3 separate regions of the Homo sapiens genome follow, and all the other regions are linked to region 3. A link is a contact called in ENCODE Hi-C data. All regions are on one chromosome and are shown on one strand. The core of a region is the stretch at or near the end of the contact, and the rest is flanking DNA. Distances in the headings are between cores, read along the strand shown. Region 1 holds the start of ANKRD50 (ankyrin repeat domain containing 50). Region 2 holds the start of BLTP1 (bridge-like lipid transfer protein family member 1). Region 3 holds the start of SPRY1 (sprouty RTK signaling antagonist 1).

Evidence for each region. A loop is a pair of places that touch in the nucleus more often than their neighbours do. Pooled maps may share reads with other maps.
Region 1: a map of ascending aorta shows a loop between it and region 3 (6-fold over the local background). The contact joins the promoter of ANKRD50 here to the promoter of SPRY1 in region 3. A Hi-C loop is called at or near these places in 4 of 168 maps with a recorded cell type or tissue (CD4-positive, alpha-beta T cell, ascending aorta and naive thymus-derived CD4-positive, alpha-beta T cell), 2 of 37 single-sample maps with no recorded cell type and 16 of 50 pooled maps.
Region 2: a loop to region 3 is called in a map of B cell, with 11 times the contacts of the local background. The contact joins the promoter of BLTP1 here to the promoter of SPRY1 in region 3. A Hi-C loop is called at or near these places in 2 of 168 maps with a recorded cell type or tissue (B cell and naive thymus-derived CD4-positive, alpha-beta T cell) and 8 of 50 pooled maps.

What each region holds. Positions count from the first base shown.
Region 1 is chr4:124,710,219-124,713,981 of GRCh38, forward strand. ANKRD50 (ankyrin repeat domain containing 50) reads right to left here and starts at 2,514. Exons shown (of 5, transcript NM_020337.3): 1 at 2,240-2,514; 2 at 1-1,056. The coding sequence starts at 293. RefSeq lists enhancers at 1,922-2,487, 2,488-3,053 and silencers at 2,001-2,240, 2,391-2,770.
Region 2 is chr4:122,150,979-122,154,859 of GRCh38, forward strand. It overlaps BLTP1 (bridge-like lipid transfer protein family member 1), which reads left to right and starts at 1,353. Exons shown (of 88, transcript NM_001384125.1): 1 at 1,353-1,606; 2 at 3,047-3,134. RefSeq lists an enhancer at 644-1,445 and silencers at 1,268-1,457, 1,528-1,607.
Region 3 is chr4:123,395,049-123,398,843 of GRCh38, forward strand. It overlaps SPRY1 (sprouty RTK signaling antagonist 1), which reads left to right and starts at 1,747. Exons shown (of 3, transcript NM_001258038.2): 1 at 1,747-1,884; 2 at 2,563-2,808. RefSeq lists a silencer at 3,182-3,731.

The DNA of each region.
Region 1 (3,763 bases), core at 1,264-3,763, 1.3 Mb after region 3:
CTTGCAGGTGAACTTGGCCATAAGAGTTCAGTACATAGGGCCGTCTTGCCACTGCCAGGCCCTCCTACCAACAACACACCCCAGGCAGCTCCCTTTCCAGAGACACCACTAGCATTATTCCCAGAATTCATTACAAGTGATGGTGCATTGACAGCACTATTGCAGCAGTTACTTTTCTCCTGGAGGCAATGCTGAAGCTTGTGGAAAACCCACTCCCTACAGTAAAACTGCTTCCCTTGCAGTAAACTGGTTTGAGCCATTTTGCAGACTTTCTCTTCCCAAGGATTAGTCATAACGGGTTTTTTATCTTCATTTGCTAGAGTCTGGATACATCAACACAGGTCTTTCCATCCATTATGACATAACTTGTATATTAAGTTGACTCTGAAGACAGAGTAACTAGTTACAGTAAAATTCAACAGCCACAGAGTTCCTCTGTCAACAGAACGTGCATGACTTTATTTGGTTCCTTATTCTTGATCAGCAGTCTATGTATTAGTTGTTGAACTGAGGGAGAAACGCCTGATTCCACAGCTCAGCAACACTTTTCCTAAATTTTAATGAGTCACATAACTCCATGGTTATAACTGGAGTTTATGTGATTGTGGATGTTTCAAGAACAGAGATGAGACAATACATGTGGAAAACTAAAGAAAAAACCCAATCTTTCAATTTGTACAAAATGCTTCTCCAGATTCCAAGTGTTAATTCTGCATCTGACAATTAGATTCTGAAAAGAGGTCCACTGCATTAAATGGCATCAGAGAGATTACATTTATACGGTATGAGGTACAGTATGTAAGTAGCTCTGTATTTCTCGTTGAAGGATGATCACTCAAGAGTACTAGATCGTGCCAGTTTCAGGCATCTGGGCAACTGCCAGGAACTGTTTCAGATTATAGTCTCTTATGTGGCAGAAATGACAACCACTGTTAACACCTTCTTAATTCAAAGCATTCATAATATGCATTTTTCAAGACAGCAGATTCTTAATGAACCTGTTCACAGGTTTCTTGGTTTTAAGACGTCCGGGTAATCAACAATTTCCACAAGTAACTAAAATAAAACAAACAAAAATACCTCAGTGCAAAATATCATATGTTAAAAACTTATTAAGGACAATAAAGGTTGCAGTGTACCAGTTAACGTAATCTCAAAAATCCACGTACTTCACCTTTGGCACTTTCAAAAAGTTGGACAAAAACCACTGAAATAATCACATTCTCCCTTCTGCATTTTTCTTCCTCATTGTTATGCTTCCCAAACAGCCACATTTTAATCAAGTTACCCAAGATTTTTGCAACTTCACCATAGCAAAGGAGGGGGGGAGAAACTTTACGCACATACAGTAACACCCTTAACTCCAGGCAAAACGCTCATTCACAGTAGACTGGTAGAACAGCGCCAGCTAAGGAAGCTCTATTAACTTACACAGTCCAGTCAGTCAAGGACTGTCTACTCCTCCAGCCACACTTCTTTGTTGATAATGTGCAAAAATCTAGGGGAAGATTACCAGGGTTGCAGCTGGATGGGAAACGGTTTAAAAAAAAAAAACAAAAACGATGGGGGATGACTGTTCTTATAAGAATGATAAAGCAAACACAAGTAAAATGTGAATCCTTCCTTCCTCTGGGCCAAGGATGGAGGTCAGGGATAAAATCTACCAGTCTGGCCGGAGAAAAGGCTGCTAGAGAGAAATTCCTTCCAAGACAGGAAAGGGATAAAGAGTAGAGTGCTTCGGTGCTGGTGGGTGTCTGCCCACAGGTCCGGCCTCCAGTTTCAGCTGACAGACAAAAGGAACTCCGGGATTCCCAGCGCCGGGCACCACCTTGGGTTGGAACCGCCCAGAGGAGCCACAGGGGAGCCACCTCAGAGAGGCCACGAGCGAAGGTGCAGCCTCCACACCGAGGTCTGCCCTTCCAGAGGCTGGGAGCGCCTCTGCACCCCGCCCCGCACCGAGATTGGGGTGTGTCTTTTGAAGGGGGAGGGGGTGACTGAGGTCCTTGCCAATCCCAGACGAGGGGTCGCCTCCCGGTCGGCTTCCGCCTCTGCGCTCCCGCCCCATGCCCCGCTCCCGCTCCCACCCGGCCGACGGCGGTGCGAGGGAAGAGGGCAAATCTGGGGCTCGAGGCCGGAGAGGGTGGGTGGTTGGGTCAGGTCCAAGCCACGGCCTCGGCCTCCCAGCTTCCAACCCGAGGGAGGGGCCTCGCTTCCACCGCCGCCGCCGCCCCCCGGTTACCTCGGCCCCAGCCGCCGCCGTGGCCGCCGCTGCCGCTGTTAGGGACTCTCAGTCTCAGACACTTGCTTCGCTGAGAAGTCGCTGCCAGCAGCGCTCCCAAGACTCCACTCCAACTGCAGCCGCCTCCTCCGCCGGGCCCGGGGCACGCTCCCAGCTCCGGATCCTCCTCTTGGCCCCCGGCGGCTGCCAGTTCCAGCTTTCCCAGCAGAATCGGTCGTGCTCGCCCCAGCCCCCACCGGCCAACCGCCGCCGCCGCCGCCGTCAGGGCAGTAACTGTCTCAGGCAGCCCCCGGCCGGCCGGCTCCGCCCCGCCCGCCCAGCCCAGACCCCGCCCCCGCCCCCGCCCCCGCCCCGCCGCTCGGCCTTTCTTTGCCCGCCGGCTCCGCCTCCGCGTCCTTCCCCTCCCCCACCGCGCTCTCCCGCAGCATCCCGTGCCTGGGCGTGTGCGGCCGCCTGGGACCCGCTGCCGGCGCGGCGGGGAGACCTGTCTCGGGGCGGCGTGGGGGCCCCGCCTTTCTCAGGGGAGGCGGAGAACGGGGCGGGGGCTGCGTTCTCACGTCTCCGAGCTCACGCGAGTCGTTGCCCCCACCCTCCCCGTCACCACTGGGCCCTGATCCTTCCTTTGTCTTCCAGGCCGGAGGGACTCGCCGGCTGTTGGTGCCGTATCTGCTCCTGGGAGGGGCAGTTGGGTAGGGGGAGATTGCCTCTTGCCTCTCTCTGCTCAACCCTTTTGCCTCTCCCTTAACCCCGTTGCTTCCAAAGCCACTTCGGGCCCCGTTCTACCCCTCAGTCGTCCGGTCTCCTTTCAGTCCATTAAATTCCAGGGATGCTTTTACTTTGGCTGGGACGAAGAGAAGGAAGGAAAAGACTGGGAAGAATGTTGCGAAAATAGAAATAGTGGGGGTATACAGCGACATTCCTACCAGCCTCATGAAAAGGACGTGGCCTCCATCAGATGGAGGTTGACAGCAGGCTTGACTGGGTCTCAGGCCCCTGCTCCTCAGGGCCACTTGATCACCCGCAGCGTCCACTAGGGGGGAAGGTCTTGGTCATGTGGCGTCAGGAAATGCCCTAGAGGGCCTGCTCACAGGGGCCTGTTGGACTAAGCATGTCAGTTGTTTGCACTTACTGGACCTGAGTTGCTTAGATTCCAAATTTCTCCCGGGAAAATAAGTATACCGTCAACTGATGGAATAGGAAATGTAGCATTTTTTATTTTAATTGTTTATGCTAAAATCCAGAGTGCTCTATTTCCCATTCCTCATTAACTTGCATGTGGTTATTTGCCAAAATATTAAGCCAGTCTCCCATCTAGTTTTAGAAATTTCATAGTATAGCTATCACAATAAGAAAGATGGATAAACAAATAGATCGTGTTTGTGCTTACTCTTTCATATTGTTTATTCGTGCCAATTGAGGTTTACTGATCTTAGTATTTAATTTTAATTCATGTACCCTGAATTTTGGGCTTCTTTCCTAAAACACAAGCAAAAGAGGCAGAGTATAAATTCTCCAGAATTAGGG
Region 2 (3,881 bases), core at 103-2,602, 1.2 Mb before region 3:
GAAACTTCCAGATTCCCACAGTCCCCTCACACGGTTACAGAAAGGCCATAGTGAACTTCCTTCTCTCCTCTCCCCTCTGCTACAGTGCAACTTAGTTTCAGTTTAGTTTTTGATTTGGGGAACTTGAACCATCTCTAGGTAATTTCTAGTCCAGAGAACTTGTACTTGCACAATGTCCTTCTTGGGCAAAATCCGAAGTTTGGCTGTAGCAAATTTGAATCCTTGTGGTGGTTCCCTTATTACAAAACAAAGATTGACTAGAAATCTTCCAGATGTTGAAAAAGACAACTGAAATTAATTTCTTTGTAGAGGGGCAGAAATAAACTCTAAAGAGTTAATTGACATAAGGCCAGTACCAGTGTCCAGGTAGCAGAAGGAAGTAACTAAGACAGTGCATGCTTTTCTCCTTTTGGTTTTCATCCAGTCCTTCCATAAACCACTTCTGTCTGGGCCTCTATTTCCTTATATGCAATAACAGTTAATTGTTGTACCTCGTGTGTTTTCTGGCATTATCTTAAATTTGGTTTCATATCTGTTCCTTTTGAGGTGAGAGTGGAACAGCCATGTGGAAATATTAAGGTTGTAGTAAGTACCTCAGCTCCGGAAAGAAGTCAGAACTAGAGATTTAGACATTTGGAACTTCAGAGGCAGTATACAGTAATACTTTGGAGCCACATTTCTTGGGTCCAAACCCTGGTTCTCTAGCAAGTTATTTAACCTCTCAGTGTCTTAGTTTTTCAATTTGTGAAATGGAGATAAACGGGGATGAGAATAGCCTCACAGGATTTTGGAAGGATTAGTCAATAAGCCCTGCTAAACACTGTTTACTATTGCTAGTATATAGCGCAGACAAATAAATATCTGCGACATTCCTCTAATTCCAAGAAGTCGTTTGCCTTGGTTCACCCGCTAAATAATATTAAGAGCCTTTCTCTTTAAAAAGAGGAGCAGCAAATTACTTTTCATTAATATCATCAGCATAATAATAGACTTAGTTGAGAGATTCAGCGTGGCAGCACTTCACACAATCGAGCTCTCTTATTGATCATGTCATAACAGCATCTCTATTTCTTAAGGACTCATTTCACGTCATACACCCATCCGATGCTCCTTTTTCGTTAGCCTCCGTCTCCTAAGTGGGCTTATCTGTCTCCTGCTATCAGGAAGGCACTAACTTTTCCTTTGGGTTGTTAGGGTAGCAAAGTGATTTTCAAATTCAGGGTTCTGGCTCCTTCTGCAGCCCAGAGAGGAGGAAACAGGGCGGGACGCCGCCGGATTCCTGGGCAGGGCTTGAGTGGCGCACCTCGAGGCGCCGGCGACGCTGGCGTGTGACGTTGCTGCCTGACGCAGGCGCAGTGCCGCCCGGCCTCGGTTGGGACCCCTCCCCTCCTCCTCCGCCCCCTTGGGTGTCGGTGGCTGCGGCCAGGGTCTGGACCTGGGCGGCGGCCCCGGGCGGCGGGGCTAAAGGGTGTGGGCACCGGCAGAGCTTCGCAGGCTGCATCCGGCTCGGTGCTGCTGCCGTCGCCGCCCCTGCCGCCGCCCAAGGCCCTCGGCGTTCCCCGGAGAGAGGCCAGAGGGATTTCGGGCTGCCTCGGCACTCGCCCAGGTGAGGGGATGGGCCGGGCCAGACGGGGTTGAGGTCGTCAGCCCCTTTTTCCAGTGTCTCTGGAACTCAACCTGGTCGGAGTCTGAGAGCTTTGGCTTAGTAGTGGCTGCCTGCGGCGGCGACTCCTTCATATTCCTTTGCCATCCTTACCTACAGCCCTGGCACCTATAAACCGAGGGTTGGAGGTCAGTGGCAAAGTCTGGAAGGGCCATGGCAGTCGGATGGCTGGGGACTTTGATACAGGAGCAGTTCCTGCGGGTGATGGTAAGGCGCTCCACTTGCTGGTGTGTGGACTCGGCAGGAAGGACCGTGCACCCGCAGGCTCGGACTGCAGCCTTGCCAGCTGCACTGGGTTGTAGTAGACCCCATGCTGCTTAATATAGGGTCGGTTGACCGAGGGCGGGGAAGCCTTGGAACAACCCCCGCTTTCTTCTCTGGGATTGATGTGTTTTGTATTCTGAATTGGTGCTTGCTGCACTGCACTCTAGAAGACTACGTTTCAGCAGAATTTCCTATTGGTCAAAGGAAGGTGAAGAGAAGTTGATTTTTCTTCCGGAGAGTATTAGTTGTTGTCGTTTTTTTTTTTTTTTTTTTTACCTTCCTGTTGGCCTTAGTGTTGACGTTTGTTAAAGGTAAAAGTTCATGTGAATTTCCTTTTTAAGGAAATCATGGGCTTTATAACTGTCTAAGCGCCTGTAAGTTTCAACCGGTTTAGTGGTTTCTGCTTTCACCCTGTGCATAGCAATGAAGTTGTTTTATTCCAAGTTAAATATACAAAGTATAAAAATAGATGAATAACCAGAATACTTTGTAACTATTGAGTGGTACATATAATTATGTGCATATATTATCACATTTAATCATCAAAACAATCCTATAATGTAAAGTCTACTATTCCCATTTTCTAGATGAAAGAACAGAATAGACCTACAAAGTAACATGTTCAAAGTCAGAGCTGTGACTGAAACCAGGTAATCTGACTCGTTTGCAGTCCCTTAGTCAGTATGCCATACCAACTCCCAAGCACCCTGTGATTTTGCAAGATTTTCATTTGATAAAAAGTATGCCAGGAAGGACATTATGGCACTGTTCTTGCCGGCAAGGACCCAACAGTTTGAGAGAAACTTTCTCAATGTGCATTTTGAGTTATGTTTTAAACATAGGATTTGATCTCTAGGACCTTTGATTACCAAACTCATGCTCTTAAGTACAGTGGTTTTGGAGTCTTTGGAAGGCTTCAGTTTGGAAGTTGTAGTTTTATTTTATACTTAGGAGTATTTGTTGTTTGGAAACTTTAAACAAGGAAACGTAATATTGGACTAAAAGAGTTTCGTCCTGTTTGTGCATGATTAAGTAACGAAATCATATAATCAGAAATGGTTATGCTGCTCGTAAAGCCAGAATACCTTGTATAATTAGTTAAAATGCCATACTTTTCAGGTTTGTTAAGATGAAACACTGCAGAAAGGCTATCTGAAGAAAAGTAGAAGGAAAAACAGAACGTTGCAAACTCTGGAAAAAAACTTGGGTAAGTATTTTTGGCTAAGTTTTAAAAAGGTCAAATTTTCGGTTAAAGACTTTTTTTTTTTTTTTTTTTTTTTTTTTTTTTGAGACGGAGTCTCGCTCTGTTGCCCAGGCTGGAGTGCAGTGGTGCGATCTTGGCTCACTGCAAGCTCCACCTCCCGGGTTCACGCCATTCTCCTGCCTCAGCCTCCCAAGTAGCTGGGTCTTCTGACTTTCTGCTTCAGTTGTGGTTTAATCTGCCTATATTGCTAGGGAATGGGGGTGGGGTGGTGGTGATATGTAATGTAACCTGTTAGTCATTTTACTTGACTTTTGAGCTATTGATACCTGATTGACAAATTAAGTCATGTGCTTAGCCTGTGCATTGGCAGGAGAAAGCAGGGAAATCCTTTGCTTAACAGGTGTCAAAATTCTGTTCTCTCTTTTGCTTGCTCTTTAATCTACCTATGTTTGTAAAGTGTTTTAAGAAGAAATTGAGAAAATGGCCGGGCGCGGTGGCTCACGCCTGTAATCCCAGCACTTTGGGAGGCCGAGGCGGGCGGATCACAAGGTCAGGAGATCGAGACCATCCTGGCTAACATGGTGAAACCCCGTGTCTACTAAAAATACAAAAATTTAGCGGACGTGGTGGCGGGTGCCTGTAGTCCCAGCTACTCGGGAGGCTGAGGCAGGAGAATGGCATGAACCCAGGAGGCAGAGCTTGCAGTGAGCTGAGATCGCACCACTGCACTCCAGCCTGGGCGACAGAGCG
Region 3 (3,795 bases), core at 497-2,996:
CATGGTGATGGTGTTTTAGATAAAAATCTCATGGATTTGATTATTATAATTTAAAAATACTTGATCTAATGAAAATTATTTTAATACATTTCTGGTTGAAATAGAGTGTATTTGCAATAGAAATCTTTCAAATATATTTTGTAGGATTTATGAAGGTAGAATGTTCAGTGCTCCCTCTCCAGGTTTTATCATATTGGTGAACTGACCTCTCAGCTCACAACTGTGGTAATAGTTTTGAAGAACCAAATAAGATACTCTGATAGGATAGTCTATTTTTGATTTGTCTATTCCAAATACATTCACAAGAAACCTATCCATCACTAGTAAAATTTCATTACATCCCCAAATCTAATGAGATCTATGAAAAAAATACAATGAAATCAATTTTATTCTTTTAAATAGCCTATTTTAATACAATTCATAATATTAAGAGTGAATATGTAGCTTTTTGGCTTGATTCTTATTCTATGCTATTTTCTAATGATGCTTTTTTATTGTTATTCATGTTCTTAACAATGCTCTGTGTTCTTCAGAGGCAATTCCAAACACAACTTTAATTTTTGAAAGTGCTCAGACATTTGAAAGTCCTGTGTGTGTGCGTGTGTGTTATGTATGTATATATTTATAGTTTCAACAGAACCACTTGCTATTGTAAATGAGACTAAAAATGTACTTTGAACTAAAAATTTCCATACTTATATGTTTATATGATTTAGATTCTAGAGTTTTGTTATTGTTTGCTTTGTTTTGCCAGACTTTAAGCTACTCCTGATATATAGTACCTGGAAAAATATTTCCTTTCCACTAAGTTTTTGGTCTTTAGGTGGCTTTTAAAAGTTTCTACGGAACCTTCAATTCCACAAAAAGTTATCCTCACTGCAGCATGAAAAGGCACAACTTTGATAATAAATGCCTAAAATCCCATAGTTTGTAAGAAAGTAGAAATCAAGTTTCCTACTTAAAGTGTTTTTTTTCCAGTCATATCAGCTATTACTAAGAATTATAAAACTTCTTGATAAATTTTTTCTATTCTAATTAATTGACTTTTAGCTAATTAAAAAATATACGGGTTTGTATTTTTTGCAAAATTATACAACTATATTACAAAATTGAAAGAATTTGGTTTTTTCTCCATGTGCTTGATTTTTGGGAAATCATATAACAAGCCAAGGTAAAGCAATTATTTAAAAAACCCACAGCAGAAAATTTCACCTTTATTACATATGCTTATATTACATTTGCAGTAAGGAGTGCCACCTTTTGAACTTTAGGTTTCACATATTCTGAACTTTGTTGTAAATAGGAACTGTAATGTTATATAATCATCTTTTTGTGTCAATATACGTTTTCCCTCTAGTTGGTCAGAAGTGATGGCTTGGCATACAACTTTTTTCATTTTCTTTTATTCTTCACAATTCTTTTCTAATTCAACTTAAGAGTAGAGTCCACCAATCCTTTTAATTGAGATCGACAACTGAAGATTGCTAACTAAATCCGAATGTATTCCTCTATGACAAACTGCATTTGCAGAATTTTTAGAGGCACTCCCGAAGTTTTAAGAGGATGTTTATTACACGAGTCTGTAGGGCAACATTTCCAAGTTGGTACACATAAACGAAAGAGGAAACGATAGTTAAGGAAATCCTGTTCCAGGTTTTCGGGCAGCCCGAGTGATTGACACATGATATCACCGGAGGCGTGTCCTGGAGTGGAGGTGGAGGTGGAGGCAAGGAGCTGAAATTCTGCGTAGCCGGAGTGAGACCGCTCTGCAAACCACTGCGTGCTTTGCAGAGTGATTATCAGCACAGTTCCCTGCCCTGGATAAGGAACAGCTACAGTCGCTGTTAAATGTGCCTGAAAAGCAATTTGCAATCTTTGCATTAGGTAAGTACCGTTTCCTTCCGTAGACATTTTAGGAAAGATAAGGTGAGAAATGTTGACTTTTGCAAGGAACTGAACATTTATTTATTTGAACTTGCTTTCCAGCTAAGGTTACTGGTTGCATTTCAAAACACCGGTAGCATTCCCACTGCTAAAACTAATGCTCTTAAAGTAAATGCTACCGCTAAAAGAAAAAGCAGGGTCCCTTTCACCTTTCCTTAACCGAACAGTAGACGTTTAAAGTCTGAAACGATCGAATTTGTGAAACACAGAGCCGTTAATGCCTTTATGCGAAGAGGGGCTAGCACTCGGTGTGTGGACCAAATGCGTGTTTGTTTAGGCATTGTTGGCGACCGAATCCCGAGTGAAGCATTGGTTTAAAACCTGAATTTCCCGTCTCTGTGTATTGATTCCTAACGCGCAGAGGCGTTGCTTGAACGTTGTTTGAACTCCTAGGCATTCCAGGGGGCAAAAGCACCTCGGCAAAAACGTGCAGGACTGCATGTTACTTTGGTTCGCGGCTGACACGCCGACTGTGCGCCGGCCTGTCAATCACCGGGAGCAGCAACAGGGAGCACATGGCAACGGGCTGCGGGCGAGCTGGCCAGCGGCCCGCCCGGGGTCCCAGCCCTTCGAAGAAAGGGACATTCACGAGCTTCTATCTCTAATTCTCTGTCGCAGGCATTTCGGCCGTGGAACCCCAGGCTCGGAGGACTGGGTGTGAGCGCTGCCCGGGAGAGGCTGACCTGCCGGGACCGGAGTGCCCGGGGACGCTGTGCCCCCACTTGCCCAACGTGCGGAATCGGCTAAGCGCGTCGGCCTGCGCGGGGCACAAGGGACGACGCCCGCCTTTCTCTCTCCGAGAAGGATCCCCAAACCTCACTCTCTTCACTCCTCCCCGCTAAAAAAAAAAAAAAAAAGAAAAGGGTAAAAAAATCCCCCTCCCCCTCCCGGCCGCGGCAGCCTCTGCCTGGCAGGCGCGTGCTCCGAGGTTTCGCCGGGGTACTGCGCGGCTCCGTGACCCACCCGCCGACGGCGGTTCGGGCCCCGACCCGGGCGCTGCGGAGTCTCGAACGCCCGTGACGTGGATTTTTCGCTCGTCAGGAAGCCGCCATCCCTTCCTTCGTTCCTTGCGAGGAGCGACTAGAACCCGAGTTCTCTGAGCACACCGTGCCGTCAGCTGGCCCGTCACGCACTCGACTCCGCCACTCCCCTACTTGTTTTTCTGAGACTTGGGAAGCCTTCCTGAAAGGATTTGTAAAAACTGGTTCTTGGAAAGGGGCTGCAGAAGACCTCCCGAGGTGGATGTTACTGAGCCGCCCGGCGAGCACCAGCCGTGACAGGTCCGGGCCCGGCCGCGCGGAGCCGCGGGAGAACTGCCCTCCGCAGCCGGAAGGGGGCCGCGGGGAGCGCTCCTGGCCGGTGGCGGCGGGGGCGGGGGAGGCCGCGAGCCGAGGCGCTCCAACTCCGGCGATGCCGCCTCGCCCTCCCCGCCGCGGTTGATGCGGCACGTGCACGCCGCCGCCCGCACCAGGACCTGGGCCGGGTCGCACGGCTTGGCCCCCGGCCACCGCTTCGGCCTAGGTGAGTGTGTGCGGCGGCCGCCCTCGGCCCGCTGGGCTGTAGGCGCGCGGGCGGGGCTCGCTCGGCGCGGCAGGTGCGGACTCGGCGGCGCTGCTGCCCGAGCCAGGACTCCGGGAGAGGAGGGGAGGGGAGGGACGACCTCGCTCGGCGCGGCCCCTCCCGCCGCTCCCTGCCCCCTGGGGGCCGCGGCTTCTGGGGGCTCAAGGTTGGGTGGCGGGGTGGGCGACGGTCTGCGGCTGCGGAACGTAACAGGACAGGGTCTCCTCCATCCCCGATTACCCGGAGCGGCGGCGCGGTGGCCCAGGTTGTCCTCTCGGAGAGCCCTTCACG